Linked DNA regions of Mus musculus: all the other regions are linked to region 4. The links are chromatin loops, found by intact Hi-C in ENCODE. Cell type or tissue: left cerebral cortex. All regions are shown on one strand. Each heading gives the region's core, and the rest is flanking DNA. Links, peaks and the distances in the headings are about the cores only.

Region 1 (7,890 bases), core at 1,634-6,633, 240 kb after region 4:
ATCCCCAGCAATATTTTCTTTCTCTTTAACTAAAGTTTTTACCTTTGTTCTGTGATTAAAAATCATAATGGCTGATTACCAGAACAGCTGTATACTATCGGCAAAATACAACTTTTCATTATTGGCACTGCTCAGACACTAGCTTTTAGTAAGAGGAACAAGCCAAAATTTTTTTTTTCTTGTTTTTCCTAGATAAACTTATTTTTGTTTAAATACCAGGCATTCTTTATTAGTCTCCCTGCTAACAGACCTATACATGATCTGGGTGATGGGTGGTATGTGGGAATCAGTGAGCTATGCTCAACTGTAGGAGCTGTTAGAACAATCTTATAGGCACCAATAAGGAATGTCAAATACTTTAAAAAAAATATGTGTCTTCTACACCAGACCATGGGTTAAGTCTTTTGATATAAAAGAACATATAAATTAGCCAGACAAATAAATCAAAACAGGCAAATGTTTTGACAAGCAGCTCATATCATAAAAATACAGATGGCTAACAATGTTCACATTCACACACACACAAAAATGTTCAATTTCTTCCATAATATGTAAAATAAAATTTAAATAACAAAACGATTGTGTCTGTGTGGGCATGTATGTCACAGTGTATGCGTGGAGTCTGTTTCCCCACATGAATCAAACTTCAGTCTTCAGGCTTGGCTGTGGGTATCTTTACCCACCAAGCCACCTTCCTGGGCTGATAGTACTCTGAACTCTCCAGTGCAAGTGGTGGGAGATCACAGGCTAGTAGATACTTGATCGCACTACCTCATAGGAATGGGGTCACTTTGGAATCAGTATCCACTAAAGTAGTAATGCTTTGGCTCTTTGTAGCCACCAGCGGTCATGGGTTACTGGTTTCCTGAAAGAAAAAATGGGGTTGATGGGAAAGGCAGAGTGGGAAAATCAGAGAGAGAAATAATGAGCCAAGACACAGTTCTCTGATCAAGGCCCAATGTTTACTTATGAGTCTTAGCATATAAGGGCCAGGGGCATCTCTCCCTATGCCAGGATCTCATGGTCACTTTGTCAGAATCTGTCAGAAAAACAGGCTCAGCCTCTCAGCAGGTAGTGGCATCTTGGAGGAAACTGTATTTGTGTCAGGACAATAGACTTTACCTAGGTTGGAAGTCTCCACCCTAGGTGGGCTAGCAACTGTGGCAAACCAGGTCTGAGACAGCCTGCTCAAGGCTGAGGCAAGGGCACAATTCCTCCCTTTTTATTTATTAAAAATTAGCTGGACTGGGGCATAAAATTTATTTATGCTCCATGGTCCTGCCTGCGAATTATGGTGACTGGTGACTGTGCTTGGCTTCAGTCTGAATGTCTATACTCCTTCTGACCTGTCCCTAGGTGGGCTAACAACTGTGGCAAACCAGGTCTGAGCCTGCCTGCTTAAGACTGGGAGAGAGGGCACAGCTCTTAAATTCACAGTGGCATTTCTAGAAATTACTCCTACATATTATTGCCAAATGTGCAAAAGTCTATAAAACATCATTACTTATGTAACAGAAATCACAAATTAATAGATTTAATAATAAATTAATATATTTCAAAAATGCTACATCCAGGAATTGGAAATATATGCAGATATTATAATGATAGAATAAATATGTATGTTAGAGTGTATGATAGTTCATTGTTTTAAATTAAAGAAAGAAGATGTAGAAGGGTCCTGCATTATGACATCCTCAGTGTGACAAACATGTCCTCAGAAACTTGATCTGACTAAAAAATACAGTGATTGCTTCTAGAGAAAAGCAGGATATTTGGGCTAAGAGGGAAAGGTTTACTTTCATTTTACAATTAGTTTGGAAAATGTTTAATTGATATATTTGCTCTAAATATACAGGAAAAAAAGGAAATGCACCTAAGAAGTAAGACTGGAAGAAAGGAAGAGGTTGCAATGCGGAACACATCCAGGATCCTAACGGACAGGACTCATCTGCACTAGAGGTTCCCAGGGTGCAAAGAGCAGGCAAGTTTGTAATGCTAAGATGTTCTAATTTCTTCAATCAATTAAAAAATGATGGTGTGTGTGTGTGTGTGTGTGTGTGTGTGTGTGTGTGTGTGTGTGTGTGTATGAAGGTATCATTTCTCCAGTGGTTTTTGTTGTTGTTGCTGCTGTAGTTCTTTTGTTTTTTGAGACAGGTTCTCCCCTGACTTGGTACTTACCAATTAGTCTGGACTGTTTACTGACTGAGCAGCCTCGGGGACTCTGCCTGTCTCGAGCTCTTCTGTGGTGAAATTGCAAGCATGTGTTACCATAACTTCTTCTTGTGTGGGTTCTTGTGTTCAAAGTCAGGACTTTATGGTTGCAGGGCAGGGACATTATCAAGCTTCTGAAAAAGTTTTAAAAATAAAAACATCGAACCTGTACCTGTAACCTGTCACACCCGCTCTTGGGAATTGGAGTCAGGGTCAAAATGTTGACCCAAGTCTGAGGTACATAGCAAGGCTGTGTCTCAAGCAGACACAGCAACCACAGAGAATAATCATGTGCTTCTTACCCTAGCATTTCCTAAACACTGTGCTAGGAAACTGCCAAAGCTAAGACGTGAAAGACATTACCCAAGATCACCATGAGGCACACAGAAGATCTAGAATCAGGAATTTGGGATTCAGTCATTGACTTCTGTGTGAATCCAAGAAGTAAGAATGCAAACCAAAGCCCGGGGGATGGGGGTTCCTTCCCATGCATAAGATATGTAAGTATGAAAATGTTTTCATGTGATGAATATAAACAAAGAAAAATTTAAGAACATAAATTAAGAAATAATGAGAAAAGTAGGCTTTGAATGCTTATAATTTATGTGCAAACACAAAGAAAAAATAGGGTACAATTTTATGCAAAGTTGTACTGTAAATATTACTCATCTCCACAGAGAATCAACTCCCCCTTTCTTTGTAATTTACTGACCTGCATTTATCACACTGCCAGCAACATAAGCTTGCCAGCTAAGCTCCTCCAGCCCAAAAGCAGGACTCTGTCATGGTGTCCTATCACCAGAGGATACTCCATGCAGTTAGAGGATCTTGAAGAACTATATTATAATTTATGCCAAATGTCATATGTCAGTCCCAGAAAATTTGTATTTAGAGAGACTGTTGTGGACAAAGGGATCAGGAGAAATGTGTTCAAGACAAAATGGGTCAGGACCATAATAAGAGGGATACAGGCCATCATGTCTCTGCAGAGGGCTTGGCACTGAGTCAGAAGGTCTCTCAGTTCCATGGTACAAGGGAGCTCATCAGAGTCTAGAGGGTCAAAGCTGAGAACACTAGGCAGAGGCAGTGGGCATCTGCAGTGCGACAGTGTTTGCAGAACATTGCACATATGAGCTCATAGCAGCTATGTCTAATGCGTGCCTTTCCCCTCCACAAGGACTCATGCCGTTGTATGTGCACGTGAGTGTGTGCCTGTGTGTGCGTGTGCATGTGTGTGTGTGCATGCATGTTCACAGGTGCTGACAGAAGCCAGAGGAATGAACAGAATCCTCTGTAGTGGGAATTTCGGTGCTATGAGCCACCTACTGCGGATACTGGGATCTGAGTTCCACTCTTCATAATTGGACAGCAGCAAGCACTAACTGCTGAGCCATCTCTCCGTCCCTAAATTTGTTTTTAATTAAAAGAGCTTGGAAGTTCTCAGCAGTTCTCAATCTGTGGGTTGTTACCCCACTGGGGATCTCACATTAGATATCCTGCATATCAAATATGTATATTACAATTCATAATATTAGTAAAACCACAGTTATTAAGTAGCAATGAAACATTTTTTTCCATTGGAGGTCATCAATAACACGAGGAACTATACAAAATGGTTGCAGCATTAGAAAAACTGAGAGCCACAACAGTTCTAACCAACAGTTAATTAGACATACCTCTCAGCATTGCTGGGAACCCTGACCAACAAGGCAGCTCACATTGGAATTTTGACATCACTCTGCCATCTTCTGGTGAAACTGCAGATTGCAAATCAATTTCTAAACACTGGGTTTCTTTATGTAAATAGAGAATGCAGTCTTAGTGGAAATAATATCCAGACTAATAAGCACGTTAAACATCATATTCACTTCATGAGTTCCTTTCAGTAATATTTTTATGAAATAACTCCTATTTATTCCTAGTAGAGAAAAAGAAGGTATTCTCCTGGATGATAATAGCAACTTACAGTTCATCACTAAAGTAAATTACATTTTGTCACGTTTGATTATCTCATTTATCATGTTTCCATGTCTTCCAGTGCATATGGAGGCTTCTTATTAGTAGTAGTACCATTTGTCTGGAAGAAAAACTGTTTGTGAAACTGCCGTGATTTGAAAGCAGAATGAACAAGAAGGGCACATGAAGAGTATGTGAAAAAAGAGCACTCCCTCTCAGCTTTTGGATAGATAGTCACGCACCTCTTTACTTTTTTGAATGAACTTCTGGAAAACTGAGAGAAGAATATGGACTTTATCCTTAGTTACTATAAATATTTTTGTTTTGAAATAATACAATTCTTACTTTGAATATTTATAAAATAACCATATCTTTGTCTCCTTCTTAGGCCTTCTCTTTCCATTTTTTCCTCCAGTATTCCTAGTCCACTGAATTCAAATGGGTTTTACTTTACTCTTATTTATACTTATATAAGGTGCTTAACAACATTTATAATAAGAAAGGGAGGAAGGAAGGAAAGGGAAGGAAGAAAAAGGAAGGAAACTGCAAGAAAAAGACATCAAGTCCCTTAAAGCAATGATGAGGCGAATTAAATACTTTTACTGAATTGGTGTAATAAATAGAGTGTGTTTGGGAAGGCTTAGGACGTGTGTTGCTAGGGGTGTGCTTTGAGGTTTCAAAAGCCTATACCATCATACCCACTTAGTTTTCACTGCCTCCCTCTTGCGGATCAGATGCACACACTCAGCTGGGGCTCCAGAGCCATGCTTACCTGCCTGTTGCCTGCTTTGCCACCAACCATGCTGGTCATGGACTAACTCTCTGAAACTGCAATCACCAAATAAACTTTCTTCTATAAGTGTCTGTGGTGTCTTATCACAGCAAAAGAAAAGTAACTAAGCCATGGAATGACTATGGAACTGGAATTGTTTTGTTCAATGATCTTTAAGGAAATCCACTCGAGAATAAAATTATGTCGGGAAATATTGAAATGGGGTTCCTGAAGCTAATACCCAAGAGAAAAAGACAAGGAAGATGGTAATTTGAGAAGCCGGTTCTAAGGCAGGGATCAAGTATTTTCTCCAGATCTAAAAACATAGGTCTCAATTTCCATCAGTCATAAGTTGCTATTATGGTTTGAATACTGAGTCCCCAGCTGGCTTGAATGTTTTTCCTCAGATGACATCTTGGAAGACTGTGGAATCATCAGTAGATGGGTCTAGCTGGAAGAAGTAGATAGGTAAAGCTTAGCTTCCAACCTTACAGCAGGGCCCCAGGATCCAGCACGGGTCTCTGTTTTACTGTTTACAATGATGTGAACATTCTTTGTCACAATGGCCCGTGCTGCCATGAATAAATCTGCTTAGCCACATCCTTCCTGCCAAGATGGACTGAGACACTCAGCCCTTCCTGCCTTCGGCTGTTCCTATCTGTTCTGTAGTCACAGAAAAACACTTGCATTATGCTCGCTGAAAGGTATGTTCAAACAGAACCCGAGTCCTCATTTGCAGTAAGGTACTCCCTGTCCACCTCCAGATGTGGTAAAGGTAAAGATGTACAGACAAGATTGCTTTGAATGAGGATCAACTTTAAGTTCAATGGCAGAATTCTTATAAAAGGTAGGAAAAAAGCTGGGTATGTAGTTCAGCGGTACAGTGATTGCTCAAGTCTGCACAGGGACCTGGGTTTTACCTGTAATTCTGAGAATAAAACTGGAAGAGGGGCACAAGAACTCACAGAAAGGAAGGTAAACTATAGACTGAGGCAGAAATCTAAGGCCAGAAGCCAAAGGATGCCAGTTTGTCAGCCACACCGGGGAGCAGGTAGACTCTGGCTCAGAACCTCCCAAACAGAGGACACTTGGTACCAGCTGAACTGGAGTGATTGAGTCAGATTCTGCCGTACTTAGGCACCAGTTTGTGGCAATTTCTTACTGCACAAGCTCTGAATGTATGTGCTCCCTAGATCTCAGGCAACTCTACCTGAATTCACATTTTAGACTTCAGAAACTTTGCCAGTGAATTTAATTCTGTCAAGCCTGTGACCCATGCGCTTGAAGGAACTGGCTCCTCCTCGAAACATGTGCCGTCTCATGAGCCTGTATACACGCACATAAATAAATTCAAATTTTTATTTAAACAGTATAATTTATAATATAAAATATTTATTATTATTATTAGGCTAGACTTGGAGTATTAACTAAAATCATACTTGACAAGCCAGGTAACTGATAGTTCTACTGCCGTGCCACTCTTATACCTGACATGTTCAGTGACAGAATTGTCACTTGTGTGAGTGCATATTGGCCTAGACTTTAATGTTAAGCAATAGCCCAAATTAAAGCAACCAAAGATTGATATATTTCAACCCCAGATTATTATGTCAGTCAATGGAAATAATTGTTTCTAAGGACATAATAGGTAGCAAATTGTAACAAATTAGAAGACATGGGGAGGTATAAATGCACAGCCCAATTCAGTAGCATGGTTCTCAGCAGCTTTAGAGGTTTCTGGAATAGAAGGGGAAGCTTTACTAAGACAACAGGACATTGTTTGAGAATTCATACATGCATGTAATAAGTTTTGATCAAAGCCATCCCTCTTTAATCCCCTTGAATTCATGTCTTTTTCCCCCAAACATCCTCCCTCCCAATTTCCTGTGTTCTGCTACTCAAAGCACTGAGTCCACCTTGTGCTGCCTGTGTGTACATGCGTGTAGGATTATCTACGGAACATGTACAGTGTACCAGGAGTTATATTCCTAAAAAGCCCAAACAAACCTCACGCTCCTTCCTCCTCAGCCTGCAACTGTAAGACTTCATGAGCCCCCTCACCCATCCTTGCTACAATTTTAGATGTGTTGATCTTGTGGAGGTCATATTCATGCAGCCATAAGTGCAATGAGCTGCTGTGTGTAATGGTTCTGTCCTGACTTGCCAATGTAGATGGCTCTAGTTCTTAATATTTCTACCTCAACATGTTCCATGATGATCTCTGAGCCTTTTTGGAAGAGAGTATGGTACACATGTCCCGATTAAAGCTGAAAACTACATGGTCTCATGATCTCTGAATGTTGATCTGTTGTGGGTCTCTGTGTTGTTATCTACTGTAAAAAGAAGCTTCTCCAAGGAAGGTTGTTAGGTTAGAAATATAAATTTTAAAATAAAGAATATCAGGCATTGTTGGTAAGTATCAATAAGGAAAATATTAATGAATATGTGAATATTGAATTGTAAATGATCTAGGAAAATCAAAAGACAAAACTTAAGATCTAAGAAATAGAGCTTAGATAAACACATAATTAATAGAACTTCTATTCTACAAAATTCTAGAAGAAAAAATTTCAAAGCTAGAGAAAGCTAAAGTAACCCAAACACAAGAGGAATTTGGAATCACAAGTAGACATGGTCAGGGAAGAATCTCCTCACATATATTAACCAAGTTGTCAGAAATTCAAAACAAAGACACAGTATTAAAAGATGTAATGGAAAACTCCCAACTTCCATAAAAAGGCTAAAACATCATAATAACATCAGGCCTCTCATCCAAAACCTAAAATCAAGCAAAGCATGAAATGATGTGTTTAAAGCCCTAAATTTATGTAACTACCAATCAAAAATGCAATATCCAGAAAACCCATATTTAAAATTTAACAGGAAAATAAGAACCTTTCCAGATACGTACAACCAAAGACAGCACATGGTCAAAGAGCCAGAGCTGCAGA
Region 2 (7,890 bases), core at 1,170-6,169, 330 kb after region 4:
GATGTTTTCCAAGTATTGCTACTGGAGCAAGTTAATGATTCAACCACCCTTAGAAAGAATTTGGAGATATAGATTGTTAGTAAAGTTAAGATATTTTTGTTAGTGGCTTTGGTGTAGAAATCTTGGGGAACAATTTAAAGTTTAGAAAGGCACATTCCTGATAGTTGAGCAAGGGACTCCTTGAAGTCCGGGAACAAGAACAATGGCAGCCTGCTTACTACTAGGTTATTACAGGATGATGTGCCTTTCTTGATAAAGATGGGTTGATGATCAAAGGTGATGAGTAATTTCTTGTACCAATTTTTGCCCTTGGCTACTTGATATGATTTAATAAAGAATTATTGGAAAGTGGGTGTGCACTCTGAGTATACTATAGAAAGACTTGAGTTTTTATATATAAAAGTGTAGATTAGTGATTCTTTTAAAATTTTTTTATAGGACTACTTTTTGAGGTGATAAAATGATTGATCTTTTTTTGTAACTGCAAAACGCAGCCTGACAGTAAGAGAACTGGCTGAGAAATGTATTTTGCTTGCTTACACTCTGTTAATCTGTAACAAATTGCTTAGACATGAATCTATGTGGGTCCTTGGGAATAATTGGTTTTTCACCTGTACTAGGCAATATGTTTTATCATGTAAGGGTATTGAGGAGCATGCTGTTTTCTTCTTTATATAATTACTCACCTAAAAAAAATGGAATGTAGCCACATTGCAATTTTTATACTGCTTGAAAGATTTTTTTTGGAGGGATATAAGATATGGGAGAAAAAAATAAAGTTGTTGGAGCCTCGCTTTATCCACCAAGTGTGTGTGCGTATATGCCTGTTTTACATTAGTTGTTGAGACCACATCTCCTCCTTACATTACTGAACTCACTGCCAGACCTGGCCTCCAGCAACCAGGGAGCCAGCAATGGTGGCATATGTTTTTAATTCTGGCACTTCGGAGGCAGATAGATCTCTATATGTTTCAGGCAAATCACCAAATGACAGCATAACAGGACCACAAAATAAGAGGATTCCTTATAATTCCTGGGCAGGTGTTTCAGGAGTGATAGCTTAAAGTTAATTGGTAAGGAGGGGGGCTGTTAAGATGATGACAGGGGAGGCCAGAGGAGCTTTCAGAGAAATCCAGCAAACAAAGGAAAATATGTGACTTTTATACTTAACACACACACACACAGACACACACACACACACACACACACACACAGCATTTCATTGTGTAACCTCTGCTAGCCTTGAATTCCACCTGCCCCTGCCTCTTCAGTGCCAGAATAGAGGTGTGTACACCAAGTTACCTGGTGGTTGTTGGGTTTTTGTTGTTGTTGATGTTGGTTTTTTTGTTTGTTTGTTTGTTTGTTTTTTATAAGTTTTGATGGCGGGTAAGAAGTTTTACATCATTCGATTTAGTTTGGGATAAGTGACAAAGTGCATGGAAGAGCCAGGTGGTGGTCAGCAACACAGATTAGTGACTACTGTTAGTCCTCAACATAGAATAGTTGCTTGATTTTCTGTCCCAGGGAGAGAGGTACAAGGTGCATGGTCTGATGTCTTTAGGCTGGGGGATCAGGCTTCTTAGGTCTCTGTTCTAACAGGCACTAGCATCTTGGCCTCTGTTTATAGCCTCATAGCCAATGCCATCATGTATGGGAGTGGAAGGGTAAGAGAGTTCATATGATACAAAAGGAAGCAAGAGAACCAACAGGGGCATGTGTCGTTCCACGTACAACAACCCCCTTTTAAGGAAAGTATGCACTCCCGTCAGACTTGACCCATATCTGTGAGATAGCAGCAATCTATTTATGAGGGTGGAGTCCCCATGACCTAGTTTAGTAAGATCATGTAGTAGACACATATTTATACCTTGAGAAGTAGTAGATTACAGAATACGTGACTTTCCACCTCTAGCAGAAATTACCTAATAGCTTCCTAAAACAGTTAAAAATAATTGATAAGCTATCAGAACTATTAAAATTTAACATGGCCAAACCCATTCGTTTTTCATTAATACTTGATTTTTTAAATGTTTTATGATGTTCATAAAACTTGATATCTTATGAAAACATCTGACCATCAAAGTTATGAATGGATACACATATAATTTATATTTTCATACCAAAGTCTAGTATTTCCCCTTTCCCCTTTGTATCTTTTCTCTATCTGGATTTTATTTTTGTGAATAATAGCAGATAATTTTCCTCCTTTGTGGATAGATGCTGCTCCAGAGGCATGGATGCATATTTGCAATAGATCCTTATCAACTCAGGCTCAATCCTGCTTTGCATTTTCTCAATATCTTTCGACACTCCAGTCTACAATAGTCTTGCTAAACTAAACAATGTATTGCATTTCTTGATGAATGCCAGAACCTTGTCACTAGTTTTCCACAAGTCACATTGTATGTTTTTCCCCCTAAATTGTATACCTCTTACACAAATAACACCATTCAAAATACCGTTTCATCTTCAACAGATTTTCTATTTTAACCTGGAGTTTAGTTGAACCTTGATAGGAAGAAACTTACCTTGTGCTGCTGGCTATGAGTGCATGCATTTGAACATTCAAAATATATTAGTCAACCTGAGTTTTTAACTGCTTAGCTTTGCTCTTATCATTTTATAAGATACTAGTGGTTTTCTGGGGTTGCTGGTAACAGCGAAGTTAATCAAGCACTTTGTATCGAGTGTGGCCTGGTATTGTTTTTTGGGGGGCTAGGTGGCAAGAATCAGCCCCTTCCCTTGACAGGGTTCTAAAGGAAAGGGAGACACAAGTACTCTAAGTACTCTGTGCTTTTTACTTCCTCCAGACATCCTTGTGCCCAAATAAATATGTTATCAGTGGTTTTTCGGAAGTGAACCCCTGTCCTAACATCGAATGCTGTCAGGATATCAAAGCCAGAAAACCTATGCGTTTATGCAGCATAGTTCTCTGGTAACTTCTAGAACCTTGCGGGCCTTGCTGCTTGGTTACCGCACAGAGCCAGGTGGGACCCGAGCTCGCCATCAGGTCCCGGGGTGGTCGTATCCACTTGGTGTAGGTGACCTCGCCAGGCCACATAAGAGTTCACAGGGAGCATTCAGAGGTCTCCACAGCTGCCTTCGCGCGCGTGCCACTCGCTGGGCCGCGGGATGCGAGTTGCAGGTCGCGCGTTGGGCGATGGACAAGCTTGGAGCACGCTCCCAGAGCCTTCTGTCCCCGGCCCGCCCCCGGCCCGCCTCGGCCCGCCCCCGGCCCGCCTCGGCCCGCCCCCCGGCCCGCCCCCCGGCCCCGCCCCCGCCCGGCCCGCCCAGCTCCGCACCGCAAGCACCCGGACTGCACTTCCCAGAGGCCTGAGCGGCGCGGCCTTGCGCGCCCTCGAGCTTGGCACCGCCCAGGCCGCGAGACCGCGCCCCAACCTGGCCGCCGGGCGCGCGCCTGGCTGAAGAACCTTTTTAAGTGGGGGCGGAGGCCGGATTGCGATTGCGATCGCGATGGCGAACCTGGGCTACCTGCTGTGCTTGTTGGGTTTGCTACTATGCGGGCTTTCAAGTCCCGGGATGTCCAGACCCTACAACCATGGCTCCGAGAGGCCCATCATCGGTAAGGAGGCTTGGGGCAGGTGTTGCGGACCGGTAGTCTGCGAGGCGCTCTGTTTCTCAGCGGTGCAGACCCCGCGGCGCGCTTCTCATCAATGGGACCTTATGCTGATGTCCTTCTAGAGACCTCTGCATCTGGAGGATCGGGATCCCAATGAAGGCTCAGCTCTTCGCTACTACTTGGCACCCAAAGCAGCTAGAGGCGGTCCCGTAACTTTTAGGAACCACAGTTGAGGCAAACCCAGGATTTGAGGTTTCCGTGCGGGAAAAGAATTTTAAGGACAGTCAGTGTGAACCAAGCTAGGATGTATCAGAAGTAGGAAGAGAAGAGCTCAAGTTAAGAAGGAAGCAGAGGAGAAATCGTGCTGTGGGTTTCTCAGAGAAGACTCCACCTCGGCTGACCTAGTGCTCAATTTCGTAGTTCAAGAAGTTTCCAGAGGATCTCACTCTTTATTCCTGTTCTCGTAGTCCATAATGATAATTAAGATTATAGGACGGCTGCAGAGGTGCCTTGAATAAGATAAGAGCAAGGAGCTACTAGTGTTGCACAAGGGGTTAGTATGTGTCTTTTACTGTACATGAAGTTTCCAGTGAAATATCAGAGGAAATAACAGAGAAGGGAGAAAGACCTTAAAAATGTTAGTTTACTCTTGAGTGTTAACTGGTGAGAGGATTTAGTCAGATTTCAGGGTGATGGGTGCTTTTCCTGACCTGTGTTTCCACCATTTTCCCTGCCTTTCCAATCCCAGAAATTCTGCACACAGGTAAAACTTACGTTTCTTTGCTCCAGGACATACATGAAGATACAACACACACACACACACACACACACACACACACACATACACACACACATGAAATAGGTAAGAAACTAAAGTGTGTCCTGGACTTGGACTTTGCCATTTTTAGCATCAAGTATCAACATCGACTTTGAGGATTTGAATATTCATTTTATCTCAGCCAAATCGTGACATTGTTTCTGTCTGGCATATTTATGTTTCAATCAGGGTAAAACTGGTTTGCATTCATGTCAGACATTTGATAGCATCCAAGGAGAAATCAGCCTGTAGTTAAAGTTGACAAAAGAAATTTATAGGTAGACAAATGTAGGAATTTGACATTTATCTTATTTTTTTCTTCCTTGAAGTTGAACACTAAAGAGAAACTAGAAACTTGTTTTATGTATTCAGGAGTGGTCCGGTTTTCAAGTGGGTGGCTTACTAATATTTGGAACCCTTCCTTCAAAGCTATTTCCATAGATGGGTAGATTCTTCAAGTTGAGTCATGTAACATATGTAGTGAATTGCGTTTGTGGATCTAGCGAATAGAAAAAAAAATTAAAAGATGACAGGAGATTTTGTTTCTTAGAATTTTGGCAACTCTAAGTTGCATATAACAAAAGAGAGAAAGTATGGTTTTGGCTAACCTAATCAATTATGTTTTCCTTTTATACTTAGAGTTTGTGTGTATACATGTGCACATGCATGTGCATGCTTCTCACATACACCTATGGAGGTCAAAAGACAACTTCAGGAGTCAGTTATCTTTCTCCACATGAGTCCTGGGGATCTAACTCAGGCCCTCAGACTCAGCAGCAAGTGCCTTTACCTACTGCTAAATGATGGTGAAGCCACCTCTCCAATCAATTAAGATAATATTGTCGATTGGGCATGTAATATGGATACTTTATTACTGTAGGAAACACAAAGTATTCAAAGACAAGGAAGCCACAGAAGTGGTGAAATAGCCTAAAGTGTACAAGCCATCATTTGGGAGCACATGTTGAGACCAGGGCATACAATCTGAGCTCTTTGCCTAGGAGTGAGGTAAAAAAATGAATGGGCTGGGGTGTGTTGTGGAATTAATTTAGTGTTGCAGGCACTTATATTCACATAATTCTGCATGCCTTCCTTGTGGCACCTCCTCTCCTGTCTGTGTCACTCTTTTCTATGATAGCTCTTGTACTCTTCTATTTTTGGCCAAATTTCACTTTCCATTGTGAAGACCATCTTATCTGATAGGAGAGAAACATTCCTACTAGATACATTTTGACATTTGATATTCAGTAGTGATTCATGTCAACTATTGTAAGAAGCCCAGCGTACAGGTGTGATTAATATAGATGATAGGAGTTGTGTCCCACTGAGACAGTTAAACTCACAGAGGCACAGATATCCAAATGAGCAGGCATGATAATTTTGTTGTTTGTTTAAGTTTTGGAGGCTAGGGATAGACCTAAGGCCTTGCACATGCTAAGCATATGTGACATGTTTTGATGAATGTCATGTGTCAGTAGTGTACTAGACTTGGGTTTCAGTGGTAAGAGGAGATCAGAGATGAGTGGGACAGAGCATGACTTCACAGAGCCAATGTAGAACCACTGAGGTATGTGAGGAACATGGTAGCCTCCATGCGTCTGTAATTCTCTGCTCTGTTACCTGTTGTCTTCTTGTTTTCTCTTACATGTTCCCAGTCTGATAGACTTCTTGCAGAGTTACAGGCTGGCTCATGACCTTTGCATGGTACTGTTTCCTTTGCTCTGAATCGCTCTGCTTTCAGATATGGGTGTGTGGTTCACTGCCTCAGTCCACTGATGCCTTTGAATAAGTGTTATGTCACACCTTCCTAGGGAGAACCTGTTCCACCTCTCTGAAGTCTTGTTCTTCTTTCCCAGCGAGAGTTGCCACCCTTTTACAGAGACATTGTAAATGGAACCCATATTTCATTGACTTCTTAACACAAGCACCAGCGGTCATCACTGGCCCTAGAATTAAATCTCTGTTGTTTGTCTTTACCACTTTCCTCTCCCACCCACTAGCATGAGAGCCTATAAAGTGGAGAGTATTTTCCTTATTACTGTGTCCTCGGCACCTAGTTCAGTGTCTGGAATGCAATGCAGCCAGTATTCAATGAGTGAGGGAATGATGGTGGGGCCAGCCTTATTCTGTGGAAACACTGAAGTAGGAGGCTTACTTTAGAGAGGAAAGAGACGTTTTAATAATCTGGGATGGGTTTGGAGAATGCTGGTTGCTTAGATAGTGAGGTTATTAGAAAGATGGCGATCAAAGTTGTTTGCACTGCGGCTTTGCTGACAAGGATACAACTGTGGCTTTGTGGGGAAAGGGATTTGCCCTTTATACATTTAGTGAGTTGTTTATGAATAGTCTTAATGTTGAATGAAAAATGTTGGGGCTATTATAACTTACTTTGGGAGCTTCTTAGATATTCATTGTGTGTGGTGGGTTGGTCTGATATTACTTGTATTGTAATGCTAAATACAGGTCCCTAAAGCCTGATTGCCTCCAGAGACAGAGAGTGCACATATAGACCTAAGTTATGCTAAGTGACCTTGTGCTCCAAATTATTCCTGATAAAGATGCCTACAGCCTATAGCTGGGCAGAATTGGGATAGATAATGCTTGGGGTTCCGGAGCTTGGGGGTGGTGAAGACGAGAGGAAGGTGGAGAGACGAGAAGACTCCATGTGGTGAGAATCATAAAATCATGGCCATTAGAGACATGGAGTTAAGAGCAGCCCAGATGAAACATAGTAAGTAATAACTCGGGGTTATCAGTAGGAAAGTAGATTCTAATAGCAGAGAGGGTAGATATTTTCCCAGCATTAGTGCTGATAAAGGCTTATGATAAATTAAAGGTCAAATGTGCCTTTCATCTTGGAACTGAATAATCAAAGGTGACGTAGAAGCCACTGATTGAGATTAAATATACTCCACAGCAATGGTGTGATAAGAAACTCAGATGGTCCTTCCCCAATACTTTCCCAACAACTGTGGGTAAACTTGCAGGAGCTGTAGGTCTGTACATTGAGAAACTAAAGTAGTGACATTTTTACTGTGCTGTGATTCAGTGTTGAGTAAGAAATAAAAGAATTTGCTTGAAACTAAAGCTTTTCTTTTAAATTTAGGAGTAGTAATGCAAGAATGTTTTGGGAAAATGGCGAAGTTGGGAAACTACTACATTGCTGCATCCTATGTGAAGTATATAGAGTCTGCAGGTGCACGAGTTGTGCCCATAAGGTATGCTTGAGTGGTTTTCACCAGGGATGTAAAGACTGGTCTTTTGTCTCTAAAATTAATGCCTTCTTCTTTCCTATGATTGTATCATTAAAAGGAGTGTTGTTGCATCTGATTTCAGCCACAAACCTATTGCCTGCAGTCTCCCACTAAATTGTTTACGAAGCTCTCTGTGTGTTTGTAATGTCATTGATAGTATTCTATATGTCTATTAGCATTGAGAAAAATATGATAGCTTCCTTTACCCCAGAAAAGACACTTCTCATGAACACCATGAA
Region 3 (7,890 bases), core at 1,951-6,950, 130 kb before region 4:
GCACTTGTTGCTCTTGCAGAGTTCCCGGTTTGTAGCTCACAAACATCTAGCACATTCCAGAGGATCTGGCATTCTCTTCTGATCTCCCCAAGGCAGCAGGCAGGTGTGTGTGTATGTGTGTGTGTGTGTGTGTGTGTGTGTGTGTGTGTGTGTGTACAAACATGCAAGCAAAACATTCATACATGCAAAGCAAAACAAATAAACCTTAAAAAAATAAAGAAAGAAAACAGATCTGGACAAGGAAATAGTGTGAAATGCCAGCTCTTAAGCATCCTTCTGTAGAGCGTACACCTTCCCAGAGTAATTTTACATGCTTATTTTATTTAATATATATTTATTTTATTTGGTCGTCACAAAAGCTTTGTTATGTGTTTAGCGCCACGTGCCTTTTCATAAGAATGGTGCAAGAAAATACTGTGAAATGTGGTAGGTAAACAGTTGTTCAATTTGCCTAAAGTCATCAGATTATGCTAATCTCAAAATGCCTATGGTGATGGGTACTCAAAGTCACATCCTTCTATTGAATGAAAATTTAAAATATCTGCTGGAAAAAAATGGGATAAAAATCAACAAAGACAAACGAACAGTATTACAAAAGTTACTTCACTTACATTGGTGAGGGGAAAAAGGCGGGGGGGGGGGGGGACACTCAATAGAAAGGACTAAAGAATGGAATGTGATATGTAAGCTTCCAGAGGAGAAAGGTCATCTCAGTCTTACCCAGCAGTGAACCCTAGAGCGCCAGTGATGAGCAGCCTGGAAAGACATGCCCTTTGTGCAATAGTGGCAGGAATATCATGGAAATAACTCACCACTTTCTGATTGGATTTAAGTTCCACTCCACTCCACAAAATGAAATCCATACCTGGCACTATTATCGAGGCAAAAACAACAGCTAGGCAGGTCACAGACCCAGGGGAGAATCTACTATAAATATTCTGCTCAATGGACAGAGTATCAAGTCAGCTCCTAATGGCTTTTCGTTAAACTCATAGATTAATGCACCTCTCCGCTCTCATCAGAGCAGCTTCTGTTTGCAGCCGTGGTGAACAGAGTCCCGCAAATGTCCAAGGCACAGAGGGTGAGACTAAGGAAAGCATACCCCTAAATGGGATAGTTGCATCATGCCCCCTCCTTCCAAGACCCAGCAGTGATCATTAAAGAAGACAGAAAGCAAAGAATGTAAGAGCTAGAGTCTTCTGGGCAGTTTTAAATGTGAGCTCACTGCAACTTTGACAGCCTGGAATGACCTGCAAAAGCTCAGGTTGGACAAATTCTCAGCATGGAGAGGGGCAATAGGTATAAAGTCTCACTCTTAGCTGTATATTAGTAATGTAGTAGCAACTGAAAACTGCTGGGAGAAAGTGAGTTTGTTTCCTTCAAGAGATTGCCTCTCGTAGGTCAACCATGCTCACCTTTAGTCTACTTTGGACATAGAAGGATCCAAAATAAGATGTAAATTAGATATGACCTAGTCATATAAAGCAAACATTCAAAATCCTTACAGTGGGAAGAGAAACTGCACTGCTAGCCACCTAACTTATCATTGTCCCTTACCTTTTACTTCCTCTTCCCTAATGGTCATAGATTTCCATCTACTTTTCCAGAGCAAAAATTTGCATGTTTATTTTACTCTACACAAAATGCTGTGTCCCTAACACCCCTCATGACTCGCTTCTTTGGGTATTAACTCAAAAGTTCTGAGTGAAGCCTTCTCTGGCCATTATCCAGGTTAGGATTGCAATGTTTGGCTGAGGTCATAGTTCAGTTATAAAGTACTAAATGCCTAGCACAAACAAGGCTCTGTGTTCAGTACTGGACATTGAAAGGGGGGAAAATTAAAATAGAATTGCAAACATTTACAGAAATACATCTGTAGCCCTTTCTCCTTCACCTTCCTAGCTGGCATTTTGCACCATCTATCAGTACATATACTTAAGTATCTTACAAGTGTTTCTACTTTTCTGATTACTAGAAGGTAGAAGGTATATTATATTTAAAAAAGGGAGGGGGCATGGTGCTGCTAGGTGTGAGTGGAGAAGGCCCACTGTAACTATGAGGGAGAGCATAGTAGGATGCATAGTAGGGTAGGGGGGAGGGTATGCCAGCCAGGATGGCCTGTAATAGGTAGTTGCTGAGAACCTGGCTACCAGCATCTGCTCTGATATGTTAAATGGGCATCTCAGTTAGCCATTTGTCTAGGGTTTGAGATCTACCATTACATATACACAATACACATTTATTGAATGAATGGAAAAAGTATAAAAAAATTTAACCCTAGTATAATTGAAAAAAATCAGTCATTGAGATTATAGCATAATGAAGGCATATGTTACTAGTTCCTCCAAAATATAGTCCAAACCATTGCAAAAGTCAAATTATGAATTAATAAATGGAAATATATTTAGGAGGAATAAGGAGAAGTTTCTTTGAGGAAGTGACACACTGATAATGGAAAGATAAATTGAAATGAGCCAGGTAAGAAATATGAACTCATATGAGGAAAGGAAGATGGCATCTGATAGTATAATATGAAGGAATAGTGGCAGAGAAAATATCATGTAAGGAAGCCTTTGGCCCATTGTAGGGTAAGAAAAGGCAGTGGACCTGAGTGAGATAGACACATATGGTATGTGGGGAGGGGGAGAGGAGTCAGGGAATGAACCACAAGACTCGGGAAAGATAGCAGATAGTATAGTCTGTTTGCCAGGCTCTTCCTTTTATTTACTTTTCTAACAGGGTTAGGGATCAAACCCAAGGCCTTTTACATACTAGCACTCTCCCAACATGCTACATCACCAGCTCTTTCAATCTTCTTCTTGAACAGATCCCATTACATGCTTGATAGTATAGCTCATACTTTCAAGGTCCTGGGTTCAAAAACATGCACACAAAATCGTCATATCTTGCCAATAATCAGATAAAATCATATCAAGAGCCTCAGTGTGCAAAGGTGTTGTAAGATATTTGATCATATTGTGAACCCCAAGATTGTGTTACTTCCTGAAAAAAAAAATCTGTTTCTAGTTGTGGTATGGCTCTACCTGTGACACATACCTTTAATCCCAAACAATGAAGGCAAATTTAGTTTGTAGAAGAAAGCACCCATGTTTGAAAGTAAGGTTTAATTGAGAGGTAGACAAAATGAGAAAGATTTGACAGAATAGAATTTGCCCAACTCTCACCAAAAGAGGGGGGCAAGGGAAAAGAGGCTACTTAAGAGAACAGCACAGAGACAAAAGGACAGAAGGCAGTTTTATCTTCTCATTGAAACAAGGCAAGCACTCTACCAACAGAACTTTATTCAGTCTCTAAAGTAATGATGCCTAACTATTGAAAACCAAGTAAGATTGCCAGACAAATTTAGGATACTGAGATAGATCTAAGTATTGAATAAGAACTAGAATGTGGGGGGTGGGGGAGTGAAGAAAGTGCCCTTGTCACTCCAGTACCAACTCCAGAAATTCCTGCCCTGCTTCAAAACAAAGCAAAGAGAGTGTGTCTTTTGGATTTGCCAAAGTTTAGTGCAAAGTTTGTGAACCCCAAGATTCTGTTACTTCCTGAAAAAAATATTTACAGGCACATTTCTCCATCATCACTGAAATGAACATGATGTATGTAATAGCAAAAGCAATGTCTCATGTCTCTACACCTGGGAAGCTTGCTCCAAACACATGTTCTATCCCTTTTCTCACGGGCATGAGCGATTTGATTCTGGAGAATTCAAACTCGTACTGAAGCACATCTTCCTCATTTATAACTTGCAGTTCCTATCTACACCTAACGATGAATAGCATAACGGTTAAAGGACATGAAGGGTCCCAGCACCACATAGCACCTTTAGTAAATGGGTATTTAAGTAATTTAAGACAACAAATAAAAGTTAAATTAAAATCTGATTTCTCTCTCTCTCTCTCGGATATAACCTGTCTTATTTTTTATGTGTCCCTACCCAGGAAAGAACTGGGGTATCTATCTGAATTCTTAAGATGCAGAGTCTAACAGTCTCACTCAGTAGTTCAGACTAGACTGGAATTCACTGAGTAGTTCAGGCTATCTTTAAATCAATACAACAGCGCTGAGATTAAAACAATCAACTTTTTTTTTTTCTTTTTTGAGACAGGGTGTCCGGGATTCCATGCTAGCACTCAGCACATTATATAGCTCAGGATGACCTTGAACTCCTGATTTATGTGACCACCTCTCGAACGCTGGCATTCATTATAGGCTACCACTCCAATCGAATGCAGTGCTGAGAACTGAGTCCAGGACTTCATGCAAGCTAGAGAAGCACTCTGAGCTCTGGCTATGGTAGGACTTCTTTTTCTGGTATTTCCTGACTAAGTCTCATGGGGCTTTGTTTCTTTCTCTTAGTTCCCACCACCTCCAGGCTCTGGATGTGTTTTTCCACCCTCCTCCTTATGTAAGATAATGTAATTCATTCAAGTACTTATTTTCAAAAAGTACCATAAGTGCCAGGATTCACTTTACTGTTGAAGACTTTAGGACGTTATAGAAAAACTACAAAACAAAACAAAACAAAACAAAACAACAACAACCACAACCACAACCACCACAAAAGCTACAATGGACAGTCGCTGACAGCCAGAGGAGGGCTCTCGTCCCTCGCCTGAGCCTGTTGTGCGCATGCGTGATGGTTCCCCTCCACCCATTTCTCCCACCCGGAGTTATTTCCGGTCTCTGGAAACCGAGGCCCGGAAGCTGCGGGCCGGCGTGAAGGAGGTGGTGCTGGCCGACCTCTGGAACTCCGTTCCGGAGCTGACTTTCGCCCCGCCCCGTTTTGTCAGGTCCTCCAGCGCGTCGTCAGTCCCGCTGGGAAGCTGTCAGTCATGGCGCTGTCCTCGCGACTGTGGCGTCGTCTCCCTCCACTCCGCGTCTGTCAGCAGACGAGGACCTGGGGCAGCCGTGGGCGCTGTGGCGCCTGGGGAGTCCGCGCTTGCGAGGTAACCCGCTGTCCTGGTCCTGCTCGCTCCATCAAGCAGGGCGTCGGGGGCGCCCCCATCGCCAGGTCTGGAGGTGCGGCACCCGGCCCGAGGGTCGTGGAGCTTCCGCTTTGCAAACCTCCGCTGAGACAGCTGGCCTCATGACTGAGGGGTGCGTCCTCTCTGCCCTTCCAGTCCCAAAATAGAACGGGAAGGTGAAAGAACTTTGACCGTTTTGAGAAAGTCGACCGTCTCTGGACTCAGGTTATTACCTCGGGCAGCTCTGCCCGGTGGCTCAATGCTGTAGTCCCAACTACTGGAGAGTCCAGAGAAGGAGGATCGCAAATTCAAGGTTGGCTTGGGATGTGTCGAGCCAGTTCAGGGCTAGTCTGGGCCATTTAGTAAGCGCTTGTCCCAAAATAAACAGGAGAAGGAAAAAAAAAAAAGAAAGAAAGAAAGAAAGAAAGAAAGAAAGAAAGAAAGAAAAAAGTAAGTTCTGTGTTAATAAGCCTTTGCCTCGCACCTGGGGGCAAAAATATTTGTGATGTAACTTTGAAATTGTCAATAAATGAGAAAATTTATTTTTCAGTAATTATCCTTCAGTTTCTTGTTTTTTATGCACGCCAAAGCTGTTCAGATTTTTAAAAATTGTCTCAGTTCTGCTGTTTTTATTAGACAGGCTATGACTGTATTCTTGAAAAGGGATGACATCGGTCCCTAAGATATATTTCTCATAACTATTTTGCTAATTTTAAACCCTAAAGTACGGCCTATAAATGCCTGTTATAAAGAAACAGTTACTATCCATGGCGTGTGTAGGTCAGGAATCTAGATATGGCTTACCTGGGTGTCTAACTTAAGATCTCTCCTGAGGTTTAGTCAGGCTTTGACTGTTGAGGCCTCCTTTAATATCTTAGGGTTTTGTTTTGTGGACGTGCTTGTTTACTTGTGTTGCCAGGACTCCCCTAAGTGGCTATGCTTGGCTTGAGTTTAATATACACCCCAAGTAGTTTTCTTGCTTTAAGCCTTCTGAGTCCTAGTACTCCAGGTGTGAAAATTAAACCAACAACCTAACTTCCTTTCTCCCCTTTTAAAAATTCAATCGTTGTGTATTATGTGTTTCACCTGGATGCATGTATGTATTGCACCAAATGCATGCCTAGCACCTAGTTACCATGTCAGTGCTGGTCCTCTGGAAGACGAGCTAGCGCTCTTAAGCAATGAGCCACCCCTCCAGCTTTTCAAGTTTTGTGTATGTTTTGGTTCTGGTTTGTTTGTTTTTTGTTTTGAAAGTTCAGTTTCTGAGGATAAAAGGAGGAAGTTCTGCTTCCACACGCTCGCTCATGTGGCAGTAGGCAGGTAGTTTATCCACATTGCTACTGTTGCTAAGTTTTCTCAAAATGGGCAGGGGGTGGAAAGGAAGAGTCGAGAGAGTGTGACCTTTGTGGACTTCTAAGCACTTAATCTTGGAAAGGAAGTAAATCCGCAGGACTTGTAAGGGAATGGAGCACGCAGGGCATAAATTGCCTTCTGACACTCAGATTAAGAAAAGTTTATAGCCCGAGTTGCTTGATACTCTGCCCAGGGGAAGGAGAGAAGGGGACACCCAATGTCATTCTCTGACCTTTACATCTCACCTACTTACATCACACAATCATAAGTACAGAATAAAGTATTGTGTTTCTGATTTTAGTGTAAAGATTATAGGAAATCAAATAAGGCATTCAAACAGGGAAGTCATTTGACCAGATTTTCACTGAAAAAAAATAACAGTGTATGGTCAGAATGGATATGCAAGAGATCTTGGTGTAGGCTAGGTGAGAAATATGGCTTGCACTTTGGTGAAAATGTAGATAAGTGGAAGAATTCCAAGAGCTTTAAGGATATAGAGTTATAGCTTCATGGAAGAGGTTAAGAAGGCTCAAGTAGAAAGATTTAAGTTCCTAGCTGGAGCAGCCTAGAGCAATTTAAGGGGAAAAGGAGAAATGTGCTCTATTTTGGACTGGATTCAGAGGGCCAAGTTGACATTTGGATAAGTAGCTCAGGAGGTGTGCAGTTACCTTTTGAGATCCAGGCTAAAGAAAGGAATTTGGGAACTTTTAGCACAATGTTTAGTTTTGGTTTTGAGACAGGGTCTCTTTGTAGGTCTGGTTTGCTTGGAACTCACTATGTAGACTAGGCTAGCCTTGAACTTACAGAAATTCACCTGTCTCTGACTCCTGAGTGCTGACATTAAAGACAAATGGCAGCACATCTGGTTCGTACATATTTGTATTTTAAAGCCGTGGTAGAATGTTGAAAGTTTTAATATTACTCCAAGAAGGAGCCTTTGCACCCAGCACAGACAAATTCTAACCTTTAAAAGGAAGATACTTCGGCAAAAATTAGAAAAGAGGAAGAATAGTGATATTCCTTTCAATCTAATGAGTTTTTTTTAAATTTCTGGATCTAAAATTGGTAAAATTAATGTTGAGGAAAATTATGTCAGAGCACATACTTCTTTTACATAGGAAATATTTGTAGGAATTGTTACTATATTTCACTGTCTGTGAGTGTGTTTGGATGCGTGTTAGAGTGCACATGTGGAGGTAGGTCAGAGAATACCTTGTTTCTCCTTTCATCATGCGGCTCCCAGTGATTGAACTCAGGTTATAAGGCCTTGGTGGCAGCTTCCTTGTATCCACTGAGTCATATGCTCCCTTTGAGGTTTGGTTGTCTGTTTTAAAGAACTCATTATAAAAAGCATTGCATTCTACTGTAGAGGTACAAGGTGAAGTGGTATCTTCTAGCTGTTGGATACATTCTTAAAGTTAATAGCATTTTTGAAGGTGTTCTGGGTCTTTGATTTTTAAGTATAGAAATATCATTTTCATCTAATTTCCCAGAGATGAATAACAGGTTGCTTCATATTAATCAAACTGATAAGAAATCAGGAGATGAGCTGTTA
Region 4 (7,890 bases), core at 1,958-6,957:
TCTGCCAGGTGGGCCAACACAGGTTGTTGGTCCCACTTCCTGAGAGGCAAAGTAGATTTCTGTGAGTTCAAGGTCCACACAAGGAGGTCTAGGCCAGCCAGGGTTGCAGAGTGAGACCCTGTCTCAAAAAAAAAAAACAACAAAAAAAAAAAAAAAAAAAAAACAAAAAACAAAACCAAAATACAAAACAAAACAAAAAACCCGATTCTAGTCCTTCCAATAATTATGAAGTCAAAGTTTCTATAATTAGAAAAGAAACCAAATAACAGGGGGACATCCCTTCTCCCAAAGAAACAAGTTTATATGGGTGCAGAGAAGTCAACCCGTTACTAACCAAACTATGCCTTAACTACCCTAGTGAGAATTAATACTGAATCCTTCCTAGAAAACTGACTGAAAATGAATGCTCATTTGACTCCTTCCGTCACATGCTGCCTCCTGTATGAAGGACAGGCATTCCTAAAGCAGAGAGGACCAGAAAAGTCTAAGGTGCCCTTCAGGTTTCTTCCCCCACTGGTGGTGCCTCTGCCATCTCTTCCCTGATCCCCAATCTGGAGCCACACAGACAGTAATAATTAACATGTCTGACCTGATACTGCTATCTGTCCTCCACCCACCCATAGCACCCCTCAGCTTCACTACTTCTCAAATACACAAAAGGAAAGATGAGTGCAGAGGTTCCAATGAAGACCTAACTGCCAGGAGTCACAAAACCTTAACTGGAAGGAGTCTCCTGGAACCACTAATTCTTAACTTATAAGACATTAACTGTATCCAATCAACAGCAAATTAGTTGTGCTCTTCTCTCCATAGAAAAAAGAAAACCACCAGATTCTATATGCTCACAAACTCCAGATTCTATATGACCACCCACAAGGAGCCTTGTAACAGATGAGCTAAACTCATGGGCAACTTTGTTCCGTGATATAACAACAAATTAAACGCAATATAATAGATAAAATTCTCTGAGAAGCGTGAACCACCATACAGTGGGTTACTGTCTCTAGGTACTTCCACAGTGAGGGTTATTAACTTTCCAGTAATTCTAAAAGCTGTCCCCAGCACAGCAGACAGCCTATGGGTTTCATGCAAGAGCTTCAGGTAATTTATGGACTCCCCTAAAATCACATCCACAAAGCATGGTTGCACATGACCTATTAATAGATTTCTTTAGTTTCTTTAGTTAGTAATTCCCCAAAGCCTATGAACATCATACAGGCCTGCTAAAGATAACACTTCTATGCTACCATCACTTTCCCGATGGACATGGGTCAGAATCATTATTTTAACTTTAAAAAAAACAATTATTTCAGCTGGGCATAGTGATGCACGCCTTAATCCCAGCACTCAGAAGGCAGAGGCAGGTGGATCTCTGTGAGTTCGAGGCCAGCCTGGTGTACACAGTGAGTTCCAAAGCAGCCACAGCAACACAGTAAGACCCCGACTTCTAAAAAAAAAAAATTTGTGAAGGGAAGAGGATGTGTTTGTGTCACTGTGCAAGTATAAGGGTCAGAGGACAACAACTTTGGAGAGTAGATTACTTTTCTACCAAGGGGGTTTTATGATCAAGTGTAGGTCACCAGGATTGGCAGCAAACACCTTTACCCACTGAGTCATCTTGGCAATTATTTTAACTTTAACTTGATTGCCAAATTCTATCCTGCTTTCCTGTCCTTTCCACTTGGTCAGACCCCTGCTATCTGTAATGATGGAAATCCTGGGGTAATTTATGAATTTCCAGGTTCCTCCTACCTCAATTCATACTACACAATGCCACTAGATTAATTTTTCTAAGCCAAGGTGTAAAATTGTTTCTTAAACTCAACAATCTCCTGTGGGCCCCACACTGTCTAGTAACCTGAAATTCATCTCAATTTAATAATAACTCTTGGGCCAAGAGTGGTAGCGAACCCTTTAATTCTAAGGCTGGGAAGGCAGAGGGAGATAGGTAGATCTCTGAGTTCAAGGCTAACCTGATCCACAGGGCAAGCAAGTTCCAGAACAGTCACATCTACGTAGCAAGACCTGTTCCAAAACAAAACTAAAGAAAGAAAAACCACCTTGTTACTGGTCTTGGTTTTTATTTCAAATTTTCTTACCCTATATCCGAAATCCTGCAGACTCCATCCAAACCCTCTTAGAGTCCTCTACATGAACTACAGTTCCTTGTTGACTTCTTGTCATCCTTCATGCCACCCTTCAGTCCAGAGTCCTCAAAATACAAAACCCCTTAACTCATGTAAGAAGTACCCTCTCTGAACTCGACTTGAGACAATTTTATATATTTATGAAACATACACACACGCACACAAAGGTATTCTGGGCATGGTGGCATAGACCTATGACCTCAGAGGCAGGAAGATGGCAAGTTCAAGGCCAGACTGGGCTTTGTAGTGAGATCCTGCCATTTATTCACAGGGACATAAAAGGAGCATCGGTATATAACCCAACACACATACCTCCTCCATAGCCTGCAAAGACAGAAGCTGCTAACCATTTGATCTACATATACCTCCAAATACCTCACTGTCATGCAGTTGATGCTTAATAATTGTGCAAGGATGTAACAGAAATTTCAGCCAACTCAAGAGATTACCATCTCTTTGAAGGCAAGAGACCTGATCAGCCATGCCCTGGGTTTCAAAAGTACAGTGTCTTAAAAGCAGCTCTACATTTTACGTGAAGAATTATTTGGAAATGTTAATAATCTATGTCTCAAAGAGCTAAGTCACATTTCTCAAGCATCTCAATTTCAACAGCTCCAACACTTGGACATTATCTTTGAATTTAAAATGTTAACTAGTTATTTAAAAAATGGTAATTTTCAGTCAGCTTAAGCACATAGTTTTATGGCTCAAGGAAGTTAGATAAATGAAAGAATGTCTTTTTTAAAAGGAGAGTTTTACTAGCAGTTACATACAGACTTGGTGAGACATGTTAAGTGGATTTATACATAAGCAAAAACTCTTACAGAAACCTACAGACAACTGTGAACAGGGTATTTCATCAGGGGTAAAAAAAACACCAAATGGGGAGTGGGAAGGTAACTCTGGCATTTTTTTCCATAACTCTAAGTAGCGGCATTTTAGGGGGAGGAATTCAATTTTATGCACACAAAAAGATGAAACATTAACAGGGAAAACACAGACATTTGTGAAATATTTTATGGTGGACGAGTAAAATATTTCAAAAGCATAATAGATACACCTTCTTTTTGGTAATAATGAAGAGGAATCGCTTAGAGCAAAAGAACTTACAACTCCAAACCGATGAGTAGAAAGCCATACAGCCCTAAGCCACAAACTGATCATTTAAGGACTGTAAAGGCTAAAGGCGACGGGCAAAGTACCAAATCCTAACAATACTACATTTTAAAAGAAGATTTAAAGGAAAAGGACCCAAATCACGAGATGAGGATTAGAAAATTTTGCAAGGTCACTTGAACCTACCAGGTCACCAAAGGTGGAGATTAAGATTGTTGGTGAGAGGAGGTGCGGAGTCAGTGAAAAAAAAAAAAAAGCTGAATGCTAAAAACGTGTCAGAAAAGGACGTTCTGAGGCTGGCGTCCCGGCTCGCGCCGGTGGGATCCGGGTGAAAGTCAGGGCAGCAGTTCTGAGGCGGGGAAGCTGGGACGCCAGCAAGCCGCCGGTCAGGAGGCTGAGCACTGCAGTCACCGAGCCACTTCGCCGGGCTCCGGTGTCACCCGCACAGGCCGGTGCCAGGGCCAGCTCGGGGCAAGCCCGGCGACCCCACCCCGGCGAACTCCGGCCCGGCCGCCCTCCAGAGCCCCGCTGTACTTACCCGCGCAAAGCTGCGGCTCCCGGGGCCCGCAGCCACCGCGGCGGCGCCTCCTCAGCCCTCCGCGCCCAAGATCGCCATCTCGCAGCAGGCGTCGGCCGGGCAGCTCAGGCCGCCCGCAGCCACTCGGATCCCGCACGCCAAGCGCGCCGACACCCGGCCCTCCCCCCACCCACCCCGGCCTACACCTCCCTTCCTCGGGAGCGCGCAGCGTGCTCGCGACTCCGCTGCCGCTGCCGCGCACGGGCGCGCCTCCCCGCCGGGGCCGCTCTGAGCCTCTGGTCCAGACCGGGAATCCAGCTGCCCTCGAGCATGCGCAGCGAGCGCGCGCCCAGCCCGCCTAGGGGCCACTCCGCTCCTCCGGGTCTTCCAGGCGGTCAGGCGGAGAGGCACGCCAACCAATAAGGGAGAGGAGGTGGAGCCAGAGCCGGAAAGGGGGCGGGGCAGCCGCCGGGAAGCCGGTGGTGACTTGTGAACAGCAGCTACCTGGTCTGTTCAGTCAGCTGCAGAGCTTCCTGCATAACCTCAGGGAAGACCCTCCAGGCACGTCCGTGCTTTCGCAGCCAAAGTAGGCTGCGAAGGAAAACCCCTTGACCTCGCTTTAATATTTGATTTAGGGTCCATTAGTAATGGTAGTCACACGAGACCATTGTGTTGGTAATGAAATTGTTCCTTTCTCTTGGCACCACAGTGGCCCAGGGACAAAGCTACTACTGATTGAGCAAGTGCATATATCCCTTTTCGTACAGTTAATGGACACAGTAATTCTGAAAGGTAGCTGTCTCTTGACTCTTTGACACAATGAGTCAACTGGTTTAGAAAAGAGCTGTTGGTAATTTACATTGCGAGAAAGGTCACACTGCAGTGTAATGACCACATTACTCACCATATGGCCCGCCATTCTACTTCAGAGAAAGAACAAAAGTTCTTCCAGAATAAATAGTACATTTAGCCAAACACCTCAGCTAGACCTCACAAATTAATTTAAACCCACCCCAGAGCCGACTAGTTCTCTTGTCAGAAAAGTTCACGAATCCTGGCTTCTTGTTGCCTGTGACACCTTTAACTTCACTACTCCATAGGTAACAAGTTCTCAGCCTAATCACCTTGTAACATTTCTGTTCTAAATATCTTGTTAACATTAAACCACCTTTCTGATTCACTCCGTTGTTGCTGCAACTTTTGAAGAAGAGAAAAAAGTAGTCTACCAAGAAGAACACTAAGGCTCCATGAGTATTTGTAGGACTCAGTAAATACCACTTGAATGAACAAACGTTCATTCTTTTCCACTCTGGTCCATTAGTTACTAGCCCCTAATTTTACATATAAGTTAGGGGCATATGCCTATGGTGCACAAAAATCTCTCAAAAATGTACATGACAATTTTACTTTTCTTCAACCTATTCCTCTTGCTGTGATAAATGACTGGTCCAAAACAACTTAAGGGAAATGGAGTTTACGCTGGCTCATACCTAGTGACCGGAGCTTGAAGCAGCTGGTCACAATAAACCAGAAGTGAGGAAATAGAGTGAGAGGCATGCTTATCATGCCTTTGTTGCATATAGCCCATGGAATGGCCCTGCCCACCTCAGTTACCAGAAGCAAGATAATCCTTTGAAGGCAATGTCAATAGGCCATCTCCCAGGTGATTCTAGATTCTGTCAAGTTTCCAGCGGACACCAAACATCATGTCACTCTAATGCTTAAGGTCATTGGGCACAGTAATAACCTGTCCACAGGTCTTATGACAACGTGCTTTTCAGAGCACCTTCAAGCTCATATGCTATTTGTAGTGCTAGGAGATTACTGAATGTGTCCACTTGGCTGTGTGTTTAAACTGTGTTGCCTTTACATTTCCTGGACCCTTTTTTCCCCCCTGTAAGATCTCTGTAAATAAATGTACTAGCTGCTTCAAAATGCTCTTCACAGGGGCCTGCCTTTCTCCAGAGCGTGTACAGACTTCTCCTTCTGCCTTCCTGTCTCAGTCTCTCACTCCTCCATTGGTTCAGACTTTCCCTAAGGCCCCAAGAGAAGCCCCTAGGTTCTCCTATGCCCTAAGTTGACGCCTAACATCAAATATGTGTTACTGTTGAATATTTTGTAGTTTCTAGTGAACACCGTTCTTTGTATCTTCTCATCAATCATTTCCCTTGTCCTTGTTTACTGTCTCATGTTAAACCTGCCAAGGTAATCACAGAGTGCGCGTTAAGTTTAGCCCCCCTGAAACACATGAACAAGGTGCCGTGCAGAGAGAGTGTAGGCTTAGGAGACACATTGCTGGGATCAAAGCACAGCTTGGCCACTGCAGACACAGTCTCACTTTCATGACCTTAGAAACTACCTATGAGGCCTCTCCTTTCATTTAAAAATCAAGCAAAGCCCACTGTAAACTGTATTTTAAGACTGCATTGATCCATGAAAAAAAATGTGTTGACATTATACTTTAAAATATTATATTCGATATTTACATTTTTTGTATCACTCTTCATAGGAATTAAGCTGCTTCTGTGGGCTCTGAAAGTATTGTGAGCCACAAGCATTGCACCTCTGTTGCCTAGTACATGATCCAGCCCAGGTGCCAGCACAAGCTATGAGTTACTTGATCTGATTATACCTAAGCTAGAAAACTGGTATAGTGATAACTACATGACATAGTAAAAAATAAGTGATTTGCTACAGGTACAATACTTACAGACATCTAACACATAGGCTAGTCTAAAAACTACTGCTGCTGAATATTACCAAGTTCCACACATCACGGCTTGAGATTACTGTGCAGGTGATCAAGGTAGAGTCCTTGTGAGCAAATATGTACTTATTATTGGTCCATAATTATCTGCTTTCTAACAGAACTATTCACTGTTTCTTCATGTAATGTAAATATTGATGAAGGTGAAACTTTTGTCTTTGCCATTTTGTTTCGTTTTGACTTTGTGAATTCATTTCATCTTAACAGCATATAATTTGTCTGTTTTCTAGTTGCTTAACGATTTACCTTTTCACTAAACAATAAGTTAGCATTTGTTTTAGAATAGTTCATAGTACTCTCCATTCTATTTGTCTAAAAACTTTTCTCTATCAGTAGTGGTCTTAAAAACTGTGCTCTCAAATTTGTAGATAGTTCTTTCCTCACAAACCAGAACCTAATGTGCTTCTAAGAGGGCCCACAGTGTGCAACTTGGTTCCAACATATGTAACAAAGCTGAATTGTTACTCCTGACATTGTATCATAAAAAGACATTATAAGTCCATGCCTCCATCCTCTCAAATCATTAACAGCTGCCAAGTGGCAAGAACATGCTTAAGCTTCCTATGAAGGACCACATTGTAAGAAACTATGCCATCTTGCCTGCGACCAAGAGGGACCCAGGGACCCCTACCAATTACCAACCACTTCAGTGACTCCAAGACTTCAGAGAATGTCATCTTGACCATGGCCTAACAGAGATATGAAACAAAAACCATTCAGTTAAGTCTTTCACATGCCTGACCCACAGAACCATGAATGGAATGGAATGGCTTTGTTATAGTTCAAAGCCACTAAATCATGGGATATAACTTCATATCCAGTAATAGAAAGCAAGTTCCCTAAACCAGTGGTTCTCAATCTGAGACAATTTTGCATTGCAGAGGAATTAAGTGATGTCTTAAAGTTGCCTCCCCACCCCACCCCTGTGTGTGTGTGTGTGTGTGTGTGTGTGTGTGTGTGTGTTCCTTTTATTAGGAAGTTGGTTTTGACTACTGTCTAGAGGATGGTGTTAAACATCCTTTATGCACAAGATAGCTTCCATGCCCCCATAAGAACCAATCAAAATTGTCCAGCACTGTACTAAAGTAACGTTACCCATTTTTCCTGTACTTGGCAGTGCCACACAAAACAACCTGCTGCTCCCTTCAGGTCCACACAAGTCAGAGAAATTAAGATGACAGCAGACTACTTGCCTCTGAGCAACTCTCTCCTACTTATTGTTAGGCAAGACATAGGGTATAAAGAATGTTAGACTTAAGAGTTGTTAAGAACCAGGCTTGGTGGTGCATACCTTTAATCCTAGCACTTGGGAGGTAGGGGCAGGTAGATCTCTGTGATTTTAA

The links. Peaks named below come from ENCODE experiments on the same cell type or tissue, not always from the same donor. Only the 100,000 strongest peaks of a DNase experiment are listed, where the experiment ranks them.
Region 1: it touches region 4 in a loop (3-fold over the local background); 21 of 42 quality-filtered maps call a loop at or near these places.
Region 2: it touches region 4 in a loop (4-fold over the local background); 15 of 42 quality-filtered maps call a loop at or near these places.
Region 3: a loop joins it to region 4, with 2.9 times the contacts of the local background. A loop is called at or near these places in 13 of 42 quality-filtered maps.

Annotation. Positions count from the first base shown.
Region 1 is chr4:19,948,242-19,956,131 of GRCm38, forward strand. No RefSeq gene overlaps it. Among named protein-coding and RNA genes, the nearest start is that of Atp6v0d2, 30 kb to the left of the region's middle. In left cerebral cortex, for the core only: a CTCF peak has its summit at 3,963 (motif pointing left); a DNase peak (open chromatin) is centred at 3,950.
Region 2 is chr4:20,038,700-20,046,589 of GRCm38, forward strand. It overlaps Ggh (gamma-glutamyl hydrolase), which reads left to right and starts at 3,353. Exons shown (of 9, transcript NM_010281.2): 1 at 3,353-3,583; 2 at 7,504-7,615. The coding sequence starts at 3,475. 4930598A11Rik (a long non-coding RNA gene) reads right to left here and starts at 3,205. Exons shown (of 2, transcript XR_881147.2): 1 at 2,529-3,205. In left cerebral cortex, for the core only: no CTCF peak of the experiment used is centred there; a DNase peak (open chromatin) is centred at 3,478; H3K4me3 peaks cover 1,485 bases; H3K27ac peaks cover 299 bases.
Region 3 is chr4:19,570,364-19,578,253 of GRCm38, forward strand. Rmdn1 (regulator of microtubule dynamics 1) reads left to right here and starts at 4,703. Exons shown (of 10, transcript NM_025476.6): 1 at 4,703-4,964. The coding sequence starts at 4,851. In left cerebral cortex, for the core only: a CTCF peak has its summit at 4,618 (motif pointing right); DNase peaks (open chromatin) are centred at 4,704 and 5,095; H3K4me3 peaks cover 2,303 bases; H3K27ac peaks cover 1,359 bases.
Region 4 is chr4:19,705,038-19,712,927 of GRCm38, forward strand. It overlaps Wwp1 (WW domain containing E3 ubiquitin protein ligase 1), which reads right to left and starts at 3,967. Exons shown (of 25, transcript NM_177327.5): 1 at 3,802-3,967. In left cerebral cortex, for the core only: no CTCF peak of the experiment used is centred there; a DNase peak (open chromatin) is centred at 4,144; H3K4me3 peaks cover 2,340 bases; H3K27ac peaks cover 1,127 bases.